2 separate regions of the Homo sapiens genome follow, and region 2 is linked to region 1. The links are chromatin contacts, found by Hi-C or POLR2A ChIA-PET in ENCODE. All regions are on one chromosome and are shown on one strand. The core of a region is the stretch at or near the end of the contact, and the rest is flanking DNA. Distances in the headings are between cores, read along the strand shown.

What was found. A loop is a pair of places that touch in the nucleus more often than their neighbours do. ChIA-PET counts read pairs that join two places held with the same protein, here RNA polymerase II (POLR2A). Pooled maps may share reads with other maps.
Region 2: a loop to region 1 is called in a map of heart left ventricle, with 4 times the contacts of the local background. The contact joins two enhancer-like sites. A Hi-C loop is called at or near these places in 14 of 168 maps with a recorded cell type or tissue (CD4-positive, alpha-beta memory T cell, CD8-positive, alpha-beta T cell, GM12878 and 9 more), 22 of 37 single-sample maps with no recorded cell type and 29 of 50 pooled maps. POLR2A ChIA-PET finds 5 or more read pairs at or near these places in 1 of 52 experiments (CD4-positive, alpha-beta T cell).

What each region holds. Positions count from the first base shown.
Region 1 is chr6:152,269,630-152,276,127 of GRCh38, forward strand. The region is part of intron 98 of SYNE1 (spectrin repeat containing nuclear envelope protein 1); the gene reads right to left. Among named protein-coding and RNA genes, the nearest start is that of SYNE1-AS1, 110 kb to the right of the region's middle. Within about 2 kb of position 3,567, at least 13 of the 41 ENCODE cell types and tissues checked have a DNase peak (open chromatin) inside an H3K27ac peak, as active enhancers do.
Region 2 is chr6:151,700,197-151,707,436 of GRCh38, forward strand. It overlaps a transcript of ESR1 not described here. Among named protein-coding and RNA genes, the nearest start is that of ESR1, 100 kb to the right of the region's middle. Within about 2 kb of position 1,780, at least 2 of the 41 ENCODE cell types and tissues checked have a DNase peak (open chromatin) inside an H3K27ac peak, as active enhancers do.

The DNA.
Region 1 (6,498 bases), core at 2,317-4,816:
GTCACACAAAGGTAAACTGTTTCTCAAATGATCATTACCCACAATAATTGTGTCTCTCCCGTGAAAGCATTACCCTGCCTTATGTCACTTTCTCTAATCCAGGTCCAGACAATGAAAGATTTTTAGAATAATCTTCCTAAAAATTTTTCTAAAAGATTATTAATCAAAGACATTTTAATGTCTTTGAGAAGCAAAAAGTTCACTGTTCTGTAAGGCATCATACTCTCTGGAATTCAGTAAGAACTTAAATTTGATTCTCAGTTCATATGGGAGAAAATGTACTGCAGCATAGAGGCAAGGAGTCTAAACAAGGGTTTCCCAGGCCGGCTGGACATCCTCTGTTCCACCTTTCACAGACCAGGTCTTGACCTCTATGTCACAGAGCCTCACCTCCACCACAGTAACTCAAGTCCCAAGACACTGAACTAGGCAGGAAGCCTCATCCCTGATACTGGTCTGTGTAAACCTTCTGTGTCTACCCTACTAGGGCGATAGATTTAAATTATTCCTAGAATTCTCTATCTTTGAGAGTCTGCTGTTTATATAATAATATTTATAGACTGACCTACATAATTAATAGACTGTACTCAAAGATGAAAACTCTTTAAGAGTCTTTCTTTCAGAACCATCAATTAGCACATTAAAAAAAGTCATTTACTGTGGGCACGTGTGGTTACCATTTTACAAATTCAAAGCTTAATTGAGCCTTGAGAGGTCAGTGGTGTGATTATTAAAGGTGAGATCTCTGAAAAAGTACCCTTCACTCCCTCCATCACCATCACCAGAAACTGGCCCATTGCTAAGCTGGCTTGGAGAAAGTCTGACTAAAGGAGAAAGACCAAAGTAATGACTCAGCACCTAGGCAAGAGTTGATCCTTCCTGCCTGATTATTCTAATGGAATTTGAAAGGCCCTAAAATGTTGCACATCAAATGGGATTAGTTCTGAATGAGAGCTTTTCTACTCACATAGATTCATCTGTCAAAGGATAAATTATAATTTCAATATAACTCATTCACTACTTAATAAGCACTCACTAGACACTGTTCTAGAAGCTGGGAGTGTTTTGGAAGCCAGATGAGGGCCCTGGTGGGGAGTTAGACTATAAACAAACAGATAACTGAGCTGAAGATAAGGCCTACAGAGACTGATAATGGGATAGAAAGTTTTAGGGAGGCCTAAGGAAGCATCTTTAGAAGAGACAATTGCACTCTGCATGACGAGAGACCACCAGCCTTGCAAAGATCTAGAGTGAGGGCATTCAGACCCAGGGAACAGTTGGCACAAAGACCCTAAGGTGAAAGAAATTTGCCATTTCAGAGAGAACAGAGCAGTGAAGAGGACAGCAGGGCTGGCGTACCATGGGGCAGAGGAAGGATATTTTACAGGTTGCTTCCACGGAGGAGCCTCCTGCCATCTATTTCTGGAGCTGCTGCTCGCCTGCCCCTGGTTGTTCTTTGCAATGTCTGAGCACAACATGGGACCCAGCCATTCCAGCTCATCCAACCTAACTGCCCACAGAGACCCTTCTCTCGCTCTCCTATTTTCAGAGTTTTATACTCACCATTTTAGGGAAATAGATGGGATCTGTTTACCTTTCTGTTTCTTCTTTTTTTCATTAGAATCTCATGATTAAATTGTCTAATAGACTTTATCTTTATCTTTGCAAGGCGGTGTCGGTGCTTGAAGCTAAATGAACAGTAAAAACCTGTAGGTAATAGTATATAAAACTTTCTCCCAGATTCTGAGCCCACCCGAGCTCAGAGGTACTTCCTTTCCTTTCAGATGATCCAGCCAGAGATTGCAGTTTAGGTAGAACAACGGGGGTGCAATGGTCTAATATATGCTAGTTGCATTTTGCAAGACCTTCAGAATGGGTGACTAGTGACACTAAATTCTCCACCTTCTGCGGAATTTCTCAAAGATAAGCAGTGATTTTCCTAGAGATGGGAAGTTTGGGTGGATGGGCATTCTCCCAGAACTGGAACCCATGATTTTCTGCATGAAAACAGATTCTCTCTCATCTAAGACTCCACCACCTTCTAAGAATAAGCTCTAAAAGATCCTGGTTCTTCCAAGCAAAGTTGAAACAGCAGTTCAAAAGGAACCCATAGAAAATGGCCTCAAGAAATCAGTGGACGAGACTGAAAGTTGTCCCCATCAGAGCTGCTCCAGCTGCCAAAGTAGTGGCCCTGGCCATGACCTGCTGACTTGCTTTTGTGGGATCCAGGCCACTTCCTCTCTGCTTTTCTCTTCAGCAAAAATTTGTTTTTCAGAGCCCGGCCTGAAGACTCCCTTGGAAAATTCTCCGAGCCCTGAGCCCAACACGCTCTTCTACACCAGTTACTATGGTCTGATTGAGAGAGGTTGGCTCAAGTTCCTTACACCAAATTTGGATTTGGAACACTGACAATCGAAATGTTAGGTCTTAACAACTTCCTCACTTTTATATGCACAGATATATATTCAGATTCTATGCGGTTAGACTCAGTTTTTCAGTGAGTGAATTTTTCTCTGAATGATTTAGTCATTGTGAAACATAAGACTTGGACCACAGGAAGCAAACCATGATTAAGAATCCAGTTCAAATTTCATTCTCTTTCCCCTGGGGATAAGAAGGTGCAGCCAGAAGGAATGTAATTATGGTAATTACTTTCTCTGAGGTGTGATAACAGTTTTCTGCCATGCCTAGGGAATGCAGAGGTTAGGCGGTTTCTGTCACCAGTCCCCACTGGGTGGGGCTACATAAACTTTATTTTGGAAATACTAGAACAGTAACCACTTTTGCCAGGAACATTCCTTGGAAGATGAATGAGGACTGGGCAGTGCTAAACATTACATAAAACATTTCTTTATAAAGCTTTTTATTATTTTATGGGGCAATCTCTCTGTTCTTTTAATGAATGATAATGTGTGAAAAAGACCCAGCTTCATGAAGATACCACGTAATTCAGGAGATCTTACTACATGCCCTTAAGATCTTCACATAGAGAAGCAGTCTATTTGATAGGAAACAAAAAAGCATAGTCATTCACTGATACCCATGCAAGTCAAATTAGTTAAAAGGAATGGAGGTAAGAGGTATTACCATCTCCCAGCTTCAGTAGCACTAAGTAATGGTGTGCTTACAGACTTAGGAAGGTATTCCAACCCTCCTGAATCATCCAAGCCCCAATTAAAGAGCATTAACATTGCTGAGGGCTGCATTTAATGGATGATTTGTTTTCTGCAATTAACTTTAGTTAATTTCAGATTAACTCCAAATTATTTTTAGTTTTCTACATAAAGGGACATGATCCTTTTCATGGCAATAATAATGTAAACAGGGCTCCTTTTCTTCCCACAGATGGAAAAACAATCTTCCAGGAAGCTCTAATTATTTTAAAAGATCTAGTAATATTTTATATGCTGGGAACTTCATTAGATGAAAGATGATGGAATTTATAGATAGTTTAAAAATAAACAGTAACCAATTTCCATGTAGTAAAACACTACCACATTTTTCTGTATTTACACTTCACCCAATGTGGGCAGGGTCAGGACTTGACTCAGTTTAAAGAATTCCCGTGGACCTGGGCAGGATCTGCTGGGTGTGGACACCACAGTGGTGTGTACATGCTCAGTCCAGCCCGCTAAGTCTCAAGCCTGGCCTTTCAGCATAGCAGAAGCTTCTTCGTCTCAAAGAATGTGATTTGGAAACAGTTGGTTATTGTTATTAATTATTTTAACTGCTGCAATTTGAGCATTTATTGTATTACTTGCATTTAAATCCTCACTGTTTTTTTTCTTTTTGATTATTTTTTCCACATGTTCTAAAGAATTTTTTTAAGTTAAATATTATTATCCATATTTTACAGATGAGAAAACTGATCCGTAAGAAAGTTGTGGAAAATTTAAGGCTCTTGCCCCAGGTCACCTCGTTAATAATGAATGGGAAAAAGATAAACAGATTTCAATCCTGGCTTGTGGATATGCTTTCTTTGGCACACAAATTATTTTAAAATTTTAGATTTAAATGTCAACGTTTAAAAGTTGGGAGGCTTTAGAAATAAATCCACATTCCCTATCTCTTGAAAAACTAGAAGATCCAGCAATGCCACTTGTAAATTCTTGTGTGATAATAGCTAGAGCTTAGTAACAGCTGCTTCTTAGACAGGAGACCAGCTTGCCAAGGGCCAGGCTGGGCCTGCTCCCCTCATTGGTTTTGCCCTTCCCAGGCCACGAGACCTTGGAATTTGTGGTTCCTGCCTTGTTTAATCCCTCTTGTGCTTGTGAGTGAGGATCAGGCCGCCCCTTCCCTTACTACCTGCCTCTAGCGGTAGGGTGGGGCAAGGGAGTAATAAGAGCTTTATAAATGATTGCTATCCTACCTAGGAAACTTTCAAGGCTTTCCCTTTATTTTAGCTTCTTTAGAAATTAAGTTCATTCAGAGATCACCACTGAAAATAGAAGAAAGCATTATATATTAGACCTATAATAGCTGTTTACAAAACTAGGTGAATTGCTGTCTACTTTTACAGCTAGAAAATCATTCTACTTCTGTTCAGTTTTAGTATGTGTAACCTTTTCTTTTGACTTTAATTACAAAGTCACATTGCATGTGCATTTTCAAGTGTGTAAATCCAAGTGAAAAGTTATATTTTTTATTTGCATCTATTTACCCAACACAGAGTTCAAACGTCTTTTCATATGTTCATTGTCCATTTATATTTCTTTTCCTGTGAATTATCTCTTCATATCTTTTGTCCATATTCTATTATTTGATCTTTCCTTATTGTTTTACAAAAGATTTGTGAATTGCATAGTTTCTTCCCTGTTTGTCTATGTCTTTTGTTTTATTTTGTGTTACTCATTCCTCCCTGTCTATGTCTTTCAATTTGGTTACTTTTTTGGGGGTGGGGAAGGGGGGTCATACAGAACTTTTTTATTTTTGTGTAGTAGTTTCATTTTTATTTGTTTATTTATTTATTTACTTATTCATTTTTGAGATGGAGTTTCACTCCTGTTGCCCAGGCTGGAGTGCAATGGCGTGATCTCGGCTCACTGCAACCTCTGCCTCCTCGGTTCAAGTGATTCTCCTGCCTCAGCCTCCTGAGTAGCTGGGATTACAGGTTCCCACCACCACACCTGGCTAATTTTGTATTTTTAGTATAGACGGAGTTTCACTATGTTGGCTAGGCTGGTCTCGAACTCCTGACCTCAGGTGATCCACCTGCCTCAGCCTCCCAAAGTGCTGGGATTACAGGTGGGAGCCATGGCCCATTTGTTTATTTTTTTAGTTGGCGTCTCACACTGTCACCCAGGCTGCAGTGCAGTGGCACAATCATAGCTCGCTGCAGCCTCAACCACCTGGGCTTAAGGGATTCTCCCACCTCCTCCCAGCTTCTCCCATCCCAGCTTCCTTAGTAGCTGGGACCACAGGCGTGTGCCACCACGCCCGGCTAATGTTTTTATTATTTGTAGAGATGGGGTTTTGCTATGATACCCAGGCTGGTCTTGAACTTCTGGGCTCAAGCAATTCTCCCTTCTTAGCCTCCCAAACTGCTAAGATTACAGGCATAAGCCACCAAGCCCTGCCAATGTATTAGTTTAAAAGAAGCTATAAAATTATGGGTTTGGGGTATACTGGCAAAGGTTTTCCCTATCCTAAGATTAAAAAAAAAAAATCATACATTGAGTACCTTGCAGACTTAAGTTTTATATTGAAATCTTTGATCCACCTGTGATACATTTTTCTGTAAAATATGGGGTAGAAAATACAGTTTATCACGTTTCAAGTGATTATTTACAGAGTGAGTCATATTTTGTCCACTGATTTGTAATGCCACCTAAAATATTTATCAAATTCCTTTACATACCAAATCTCTTTCTGGAATAGTTATTGTTTAATTTTCTGTTCACATATTTATTGCGCCAACACCAAACTATTTTAATTATTGTAATATTGTATTTTAATATGTGATTAGACTGGCCGGGCATGGTAGCTCACGCCTATAATCTCAGCACTTTGGGAGGCTGAGGTGGGTGGATTGCCTGTGCTCAGGAGTTGAAGACCAGCCTGGGCAACATTGAGAGACCTCCATCTCTACAAAAAATTAAAAAAATTAGCTAGGCAGGTGGTGCGCGCCTATAGTCCCAGCTACTCAGGAGGCTGAGGTGGGAGCATTACTTGAGACTGGGAGGCAGAGGTTGCAATGAGCTGAGATTGCGTCCCTGCACTCCAGCCTGGGTGACAGAGCAAGACCCTGTCTCAAAAAAAAAAAAACAAAAAAAAATCCACACACATATATGATAAGACTAATAATCCCTCAAAACTCTTCATTTTCAAAATTTTATATGGGATATTACATTATTCCTCTAACTTGTTTTTTGTCTATGTAAAAACTATAAATTCTCGACTTCTTTTTTTTTTTTTTTTTTTTTTGAGACAGGATTTCACTCTGTTGCCCAAGCTAGAGCACAGTGGCACAATCTCGGCTCACTGCAACCTCTGCCTCCC
Region 2 (7,240 bases), core at 530-3,029, 570 kb before region 1:
TACTTTAGATTAGTGGGTTGAAGTGGTGGAGGAAGCCCATATAATCTGACTTACATGGAGAAAACAAGTCTTTTTTTATAGTTTAGTTGAGTGTTATATTTAATTAGCCTTTTTTTCCCTCCATAATGCATGCTTATGAATTTTCCACTTAAAATTCTGAGGCTCTGACCTTTATCATTTCCTCATGGAGCAATTTCTGTACCTCCTTAACTTTAGTAGAACATAGCAATGAAATATACAAGTCCCCTAGAATAGAATTTGTGTGAATTTGGTTTTCTAAAAACACAACTACCAAAGTCTGAGGACCAGTGTGGTATTTTTTTCTTCTATTTGATATGGAAACCATAAACTACTTACTTTGAGCAGATGTTTCCCAGTCCTAAAATACAGCTATCAGTCCACTGGCCCCTATAAATCTGTTGGAGTGCACCTGCTAATTCTGAAGCCTCCCTAATACAATGTTAAACTTTCCTTTTTTTTTTTTTTTTTTTTTTGAGAAAAAAATTGTAAATTAGGTTCACTGTTGCTTGGAATTAGGAAAAAATAAAAACACAGGCATACTAATATTTCAGATGGAAAAACAAAGTTAAGAATTCAACAAGTTTTTTTCCCCCACTCTATCATGTCTTGCACATTTAAAGCTGTTATACAACATTTTAAAAACAAACCAAAAAAACCCAGGGCCTTTTTCCAACAGCTTAGGCTGATGACCCACAGTAAAAAAGTGCCCCATGGGATATTCTTAAAGCACCCCAAGGGAGTCTATTGAAATAACTTAAAGTAAAAATTCAGAAGAATTTTACATGTAATTAAAAATTAAGAACGTTGTTTTATAAGCAATAGGGAAAAGCTGTATTAAGTTGCATTGCTCAATTTCTCACTTGCTCTGTGCAGTGACTGCTTTTTCAACCATGTAACAACGTCTGAATCTTCGTGGTAAAATCATACCTATCACAGCCACAGCAGGTTTTGTTCTGCTGCTGCACATGTGATTTGAGATACTGTGGGCTGGGAGTTTTTTTTTTTTTAATTTCTAATGGCAAAATGGATCTATAGAAATGGAAGTCATCTGTAATCTCAGCACTTTGAGAGGCTGAGGTGGGTGGATCACCGGAGGTCAGGAATTGGAGACCAGCCCAGCCAACATGGTGAAACCCATCTCTACTAAAAAGATAAAAAATTAGCTGGCGGGCGTGGTGGTGTGCGCCTGTAGTCCCAGCTACTTGGGAGGCTGAGGCAGAAGAAATGCTTGAACCCAGGAGGTGGAGGTTGCAGTGAGCCGAGACCGCACCGTTGCACTCCAATCTGGGTGGCAAGAGCGACACTACATCTCAAAAAAAAAAAAAAAAAAAAAAAGAAGAAGAAGAAATGGAAGTCATCCCGTGGGCCTGAGTTGGTGTAGTGGATTATGGCCTGTGCGTGAATGAAGAAATACTTGCCAATGGCATCAGTGGTAACTAGCTTAAGCCCTACTCAGCTTTGTAAAATAATGTAATCAAGGAATTTGATCTGAACAGGTAAGCCAAACATTGATTCTTCAGTGCCTATTGATAAGTGAGACTACTTTTCTTTTTAACAGCCTTATTTCACTTAAGTGGGGAGTCAAACTAGCTTTAATTAAGGAAATCTGTAGAAATCACCCACATCTCCCTTTCCTTCTCTGTTAAAAAAACAAAAGGAAGAAGAAAACTAGGAAGGAGTAAGCACAAAGATCTCTTCACATTCTCCGGGACTGCGGTACCAAATATCAGCACAGCACTTCTTGAAAAAGGATGTAGATTTTAATCTGAACTTTGAACCATCACTGAGGTATGTGTGAACATACTAGTTTCCTCTTTCTCTCTCCTGACTTTGTCCGTGAATTGATAAGATCTAATTTGGTCATCAGTTTGGAGAACGATTTTTCATTTAATTTCTTTCATTATCAAGTGTGTATTGTCAGGGGCTTAGCAGTACACCTACTATCTGATGGGCACTCTACATGCGTTGCTTAGGTTGAAATTAAGGATACAATCTGTGCACTACCACCATTTAAAAAAATCCCCAAGTCTACTGTGTGGGTGAGGTTTCTTTGCATAGTATCAGAGAGGTTAACCAATTTATTTACATACTCAATAGTCCACTCTAAGTAGGGAAAATCCAAGCTTTTTTTTTCTTAAGAAAGAGCTTTTCATTCTTTTTTCCCTCAGAGCTTTACCATAGTTTCCAGCAAGTGAAAACATTTCTTGATTTGAATTTCACAACCTCCTTCTCCTCTTGCCAGTTGTATGGTGCTAATAGGAAGCAAAATGTGAGTGTGCTTTTAATTTAACCCTAAAATAGGGGAATATCTTCAGAATTTAGACTTTACATATTCAGTGACCTACCTAAAAATAGAGACATAGTTCTAACCTTCTCAATCATTAAGAAACATTTCTATTGAATTTAATTATTCAAAACAACAGGTAGCAGTTTCACAAGGGAAAAGACAAGCCATGCCACTTGTATTTGTGGTCACCAAGTAATTACATTATTTTTTATTTAAAATTAAGATAAAATAACTTACTGACTGTCAAGTCCATTTCTCATTTCCTCCATAGAACATTTTAAAACTAGTTCACAAACCTCTTGAAAAGTCATGCCTCTAGAAAGTGCAAATTGTCACCATTGCCTAGAAGCCAACTTGAGAGGCTGTGTATCTATGCAGCATTTTGCAAATCCAGTAGCAGGCATGTGATATAAAAGATTAAATGCACCCCTGATTTGTGAATACTATCCTAGCCTTCAAAATGTTCAAAAGCACAGGAAGTCTGCACTTTTAAAAATATAACCTGCCCAAATTGCAAGGGAGGGGTTGGGTGTAGGACCTAGGTCTGTCTGCCAATCAGCTTGAGATGCCAGTGGACGAAACCTGACTTCACTAAAAACCAGACTGGCAAATATTACTCAGCGTGGTAATTTCCTAATTGTAGAACTGGCCTGTTTGGTGAAGTATTTCAGGAAAATTTTTAGCTGGACCTTTTCTACCCTACTGCATAAGAAATGAAGGTTTCTAGGCAAAGACTTTACTTAGTGACTAACCAAAAATGGTAAATAAAGTCACCACTTCCAGGCTTAGCTACTGTCCTCAAAACAGCTGCAGGACTGGTCAGGCCAGTCTTCTGAGGCTGGAGGTGCATGTGGAACCCCCAGAGCCTTGTCTGCAAGGGCATGGCTGACTGCAGGCTGTTTAGAAGCACCCCGCCCCGTGAAACTCCTCTGGCTTAGGAATTTTAAACAGTTCTAGTTCTAATCTCTCTGCTCAGAGTCTGAGCAGCTGTGAATGAGCTCTCCTGTGAATCACAGAAATGTTAATGGGTGAGCTGCTCTAGCTTCTTACTTCCAAGTGGAAGGCGCCTGTAGCTCTTTGCCAGCTTGATGCAGTGAGTTTGATTCCTCTTTTGGGCAGCAGGGAGAGATAATGAAGGAGGGGGAAAAAAGATTTTAATATAGAAACGAGTCTTCCATCTGGCTGAGGCTGAACAAAGTAGAAGAACCAGTGCAAGTCACTGGGGGTATGGATCTCATACCATTTTCAGCATATACCTCCCTTTCTCTCTTTTTGATTCTACACATGTCAGTCCCTGAGTAGTCTTGCATTGCTTTCCCCACTTTGAAGTCTTAGATCCAAAACTTTGATTCCAGAAAGGTCTAAGGTGCTGTTGCTGAGATTTTGAAAGAGACCTGAGACAAACTGTTGGGATTCTAGACGCTATTGCGCATCTGCCTGGGTAACTGTGTCACTTAGGTTGGGTCACCAGAATAATTCTCCTCCATTTTTGCTGCCTTTCCAATTTATAAACAACACAGAACATCAGTGGTTCTCCCATAATCAAATATATTTGGCTCTATTAATATTAAAATTTGATCTTGAGTAGAAAGATTCTAAGGGCTAAAAAATAAAAGATGTAAAATGTATGTTGATAGGTTAGTGTAGAAGCCACCCATGGGGTTGCCCCCACTCCCACTCTTTCATATTTTTTTTAAGAAACAACACTCAAGTTACAAAGTCGATTCTTTTTTTGTTTTGTTTTATTTGAGACTGAGTCTCACTCTGTCACCACCCAGGCTGGAGTGCAGTGGTGCGATCTTGGCTCACTGCAACCTCTGCCTCCCCGGTTCAAGCGATTTTTCCTGCCTCAGCCTCCCAAGTAGCTGGGATTACAGGTGCCCGCCACCACACCCAGCTAATTTTTGTATTTTTAGTAGAGATAGAGACAGGGTTTCACTATGTTTCACCATGTTGACCAGGCTGGTCTTGAACTCCTGACCTCAGGTGATCCACCCGCCTCAGCCTCCCAAAGTGTTGGGATTACAGGCGTGAGCCAACGCCCCTGGCCACAAAAGTCAATTCTTAACTTAAAACATAAAAGTTCCATTTCTTTTATGGTCTACTTAGTCATGTCTGGAGTCAGTGAGCTCAGTCAAGTAGTTTGCAGAATGACAGTTGTGATACCTATTCATTTACCCACCAGATTATTTTCTGCTCTCCATGGCACTTTATAGAAAACAGTTTATTCGGTCATTACAACAGCTCTAGGAGGGGGTTTCATTAAACCCACTTTCTAGGAAAGCGAACTAAGGCTTAGAAAAATCAAGTAATTTGCTAAAGACTACCCAGCTGGCAATGATATGACAGGACATGAACTTAGGACAATAACTCAAGGTCTTGGTCCCTGTAAATATGGGTTTCCAGGTTATGTATGCAGGCAGAGGGCTTAGATCCTGAAGTTTCCTTCAGAAACTTCAGGATCTAAGCCCTCTATATAGGAGCAGTATAAAAAGGAAGGATCTCTTCCCATAGGGAGCTTGTCATCCATTGAATGAGGAACTCAGACTTCCACTGTGAAATGATATTTGTATCCCCATTGTGTGCGAGATATGGGGACTCTGATCATCATAAGAGCACATTTTTCCTGCCTATAAATGATACTTAATAGAGCTGACAGATTATATATATCTGGAACACTTTTACCTAGCAGAAAGACAACAGGCTAGGATTAGCTGACTAATAATTTTATTTATCAAGCTCAATTCCCATGCTGACTTCTCTTCCTCTAGTGAAAATGTGTCATCAGATTTGGTCCCAAACTGGAGAGGTGAAAGGATCCTTTGACCAGTATAATAGCCATGCCATCAGTTTTGCTTTCCTAATTAAGTTTTATATGGGTTAATGATCTATATCATTATTTTGGGGGTTTCTAAACACATATGAACTAAAGATGGAAAAGATGATGGAAAAGATGGAAAGAAGATGACTCAGATGTACAAAGGCTTGCAGAGAGAAGGATAAGCCAAAAAATTGGTAAATCACACATGAATAATCAAGAACTGACTACAATATAATAATATGTGTCCATTTCCACTAATGAATAAGCTGCCATTATGTCTCTTCATTCTCTATTTAGGACAAATTACTTCTCTGCTGTATTTCCATTCTTACAGGTACCTATCTGCTGTGATTTTTCCCAGTTTTGACTTTATCTTGTTGCTTTAATCTTGTCTCTAAGTAAGCTGCAACCCAGTAAATATATTCCAGTATTGTTTATTGTAATTCCTGCCTTTATGTCAGGTGGCAAGAGGAAGGGACTGGTTTTATTAATTTATCAGTCTGGGTGTGTGCTAAGAGGATCCTTAGTACATGCTTTGATTATGGTAGATTGAGTCTAAAAGATTCAGCTGGTTTATTCCATTTATTTTGGTCTGTCTACCTAACAAGGTCACACAGTGGATTATACTAGTTTTCTATGTGTCATATTGTTGGCCTGACACATAATAGCAAATAAGAGGTACCAGAATTTTCTGTACAGTCTGAAGCTGTGTGTGTACAACAACCAGTGAAAAATCTTAGTTATTTGGACTTTTGGGTTCCATGATGCCAGAGAAAGCCAGACACCAGCAGCTGGAATCAGCTAAGACCTAAGACCCTGCATGCACATATAGATGTTTACATTTTCTTCCTATTGCGACATTCAGCCATTGCTTTGGCGCCTATTTCAATAATATATTGCTGCTCATCAAAGTGGAAATAATGTTTTGTTACTAGCTGAGTATTGAAAAGCTCTTCATAGTTTTGTGATTTTGACTCAGCTCCAACATGCAGGACCCATTTCTTCAACTGACTTTGGCAACAGGAGAGATTGACTAGTGGGCTTGAAAGTGATCCACTGCTGTTTCTGTTTAACTTTCTTCAATCCTACTGGGTCTTGGGAAGAAGAGGTAGCGGGCATCCTTGTTTGCCTCAACCAGGAAGCACAAGGCCATCCCAGGGCGGGGCAGGAGAGAGGTGGGAGGGAAGAAGCAGGCTCCACAGGGCCATTGTTTACCTTGTTGGCGGGTCAGGTCTTCTCAGGGTAGGGTTCCTGGGATAAGAGCAAAGCTTATTGGTTTTCCTTGCTGTGCCACGAGAGCACACCAGATCACCCCTGCAGCCTTGCTTGCCTTCCCACAGCCTGCCCTTGCCTAGGGTTTCAGCTGATATCCTTTCTACTCAGGAGGAGAAACCACAGAACACATGGAGGAAGTGTTTCCAGTGTTAAGACTTTAGACCAAACTATAGAAATCTGTTCTACCTGGAAACCTGAAGAAATAAATCATGACTGCTATTCAGTAGAAGTAAAATAAAAAAACAGCTTTACTGGTTTGGAATCATAGGAAGGCTTTCTGTATAGCCTCTCTGAGAGCTGCCTACTGGAAGGATTTGTCCTCAAAACGTGAGGATTTGTGGTGTTCCAGGGTTTATATGACACTGGCAGGATAGTTTGCTAGAGGGCTGTGCTTCGACCTTTATCCAAGGGATGTAAGCCGTGTGTTTAGGTTAGTGAGCGTCTAGCACAAAGCTCTAATGTTGAAGGAGCATTGGAGGCAGGCTGTGCCTCTGAACATGTAGAATTGACTAGAAATGCCAATGTTCATTTCAAAATGAAATCATTATCTTTCTTATGCTTCCATTTAAAAATGATTATTACATTTTTGCATATGGTTGAATGCATATTAATTTTAGCAAGTTTAGAAAAGAGATAAGCATAAAGACATACATAAAAATCACTTATTCTCATCAGCTATAGATAATCACTAACAATATTTTAGGACATTTTCTTTTCATCTTTTTCTTAGCAATATGTATGTGTGTGGGTATACATATTTAAGTGTGTATATATGTAAATTAAAAAACATAAAATATTCCCACAATATAATTAATAAAAATCTAAGATACAACACA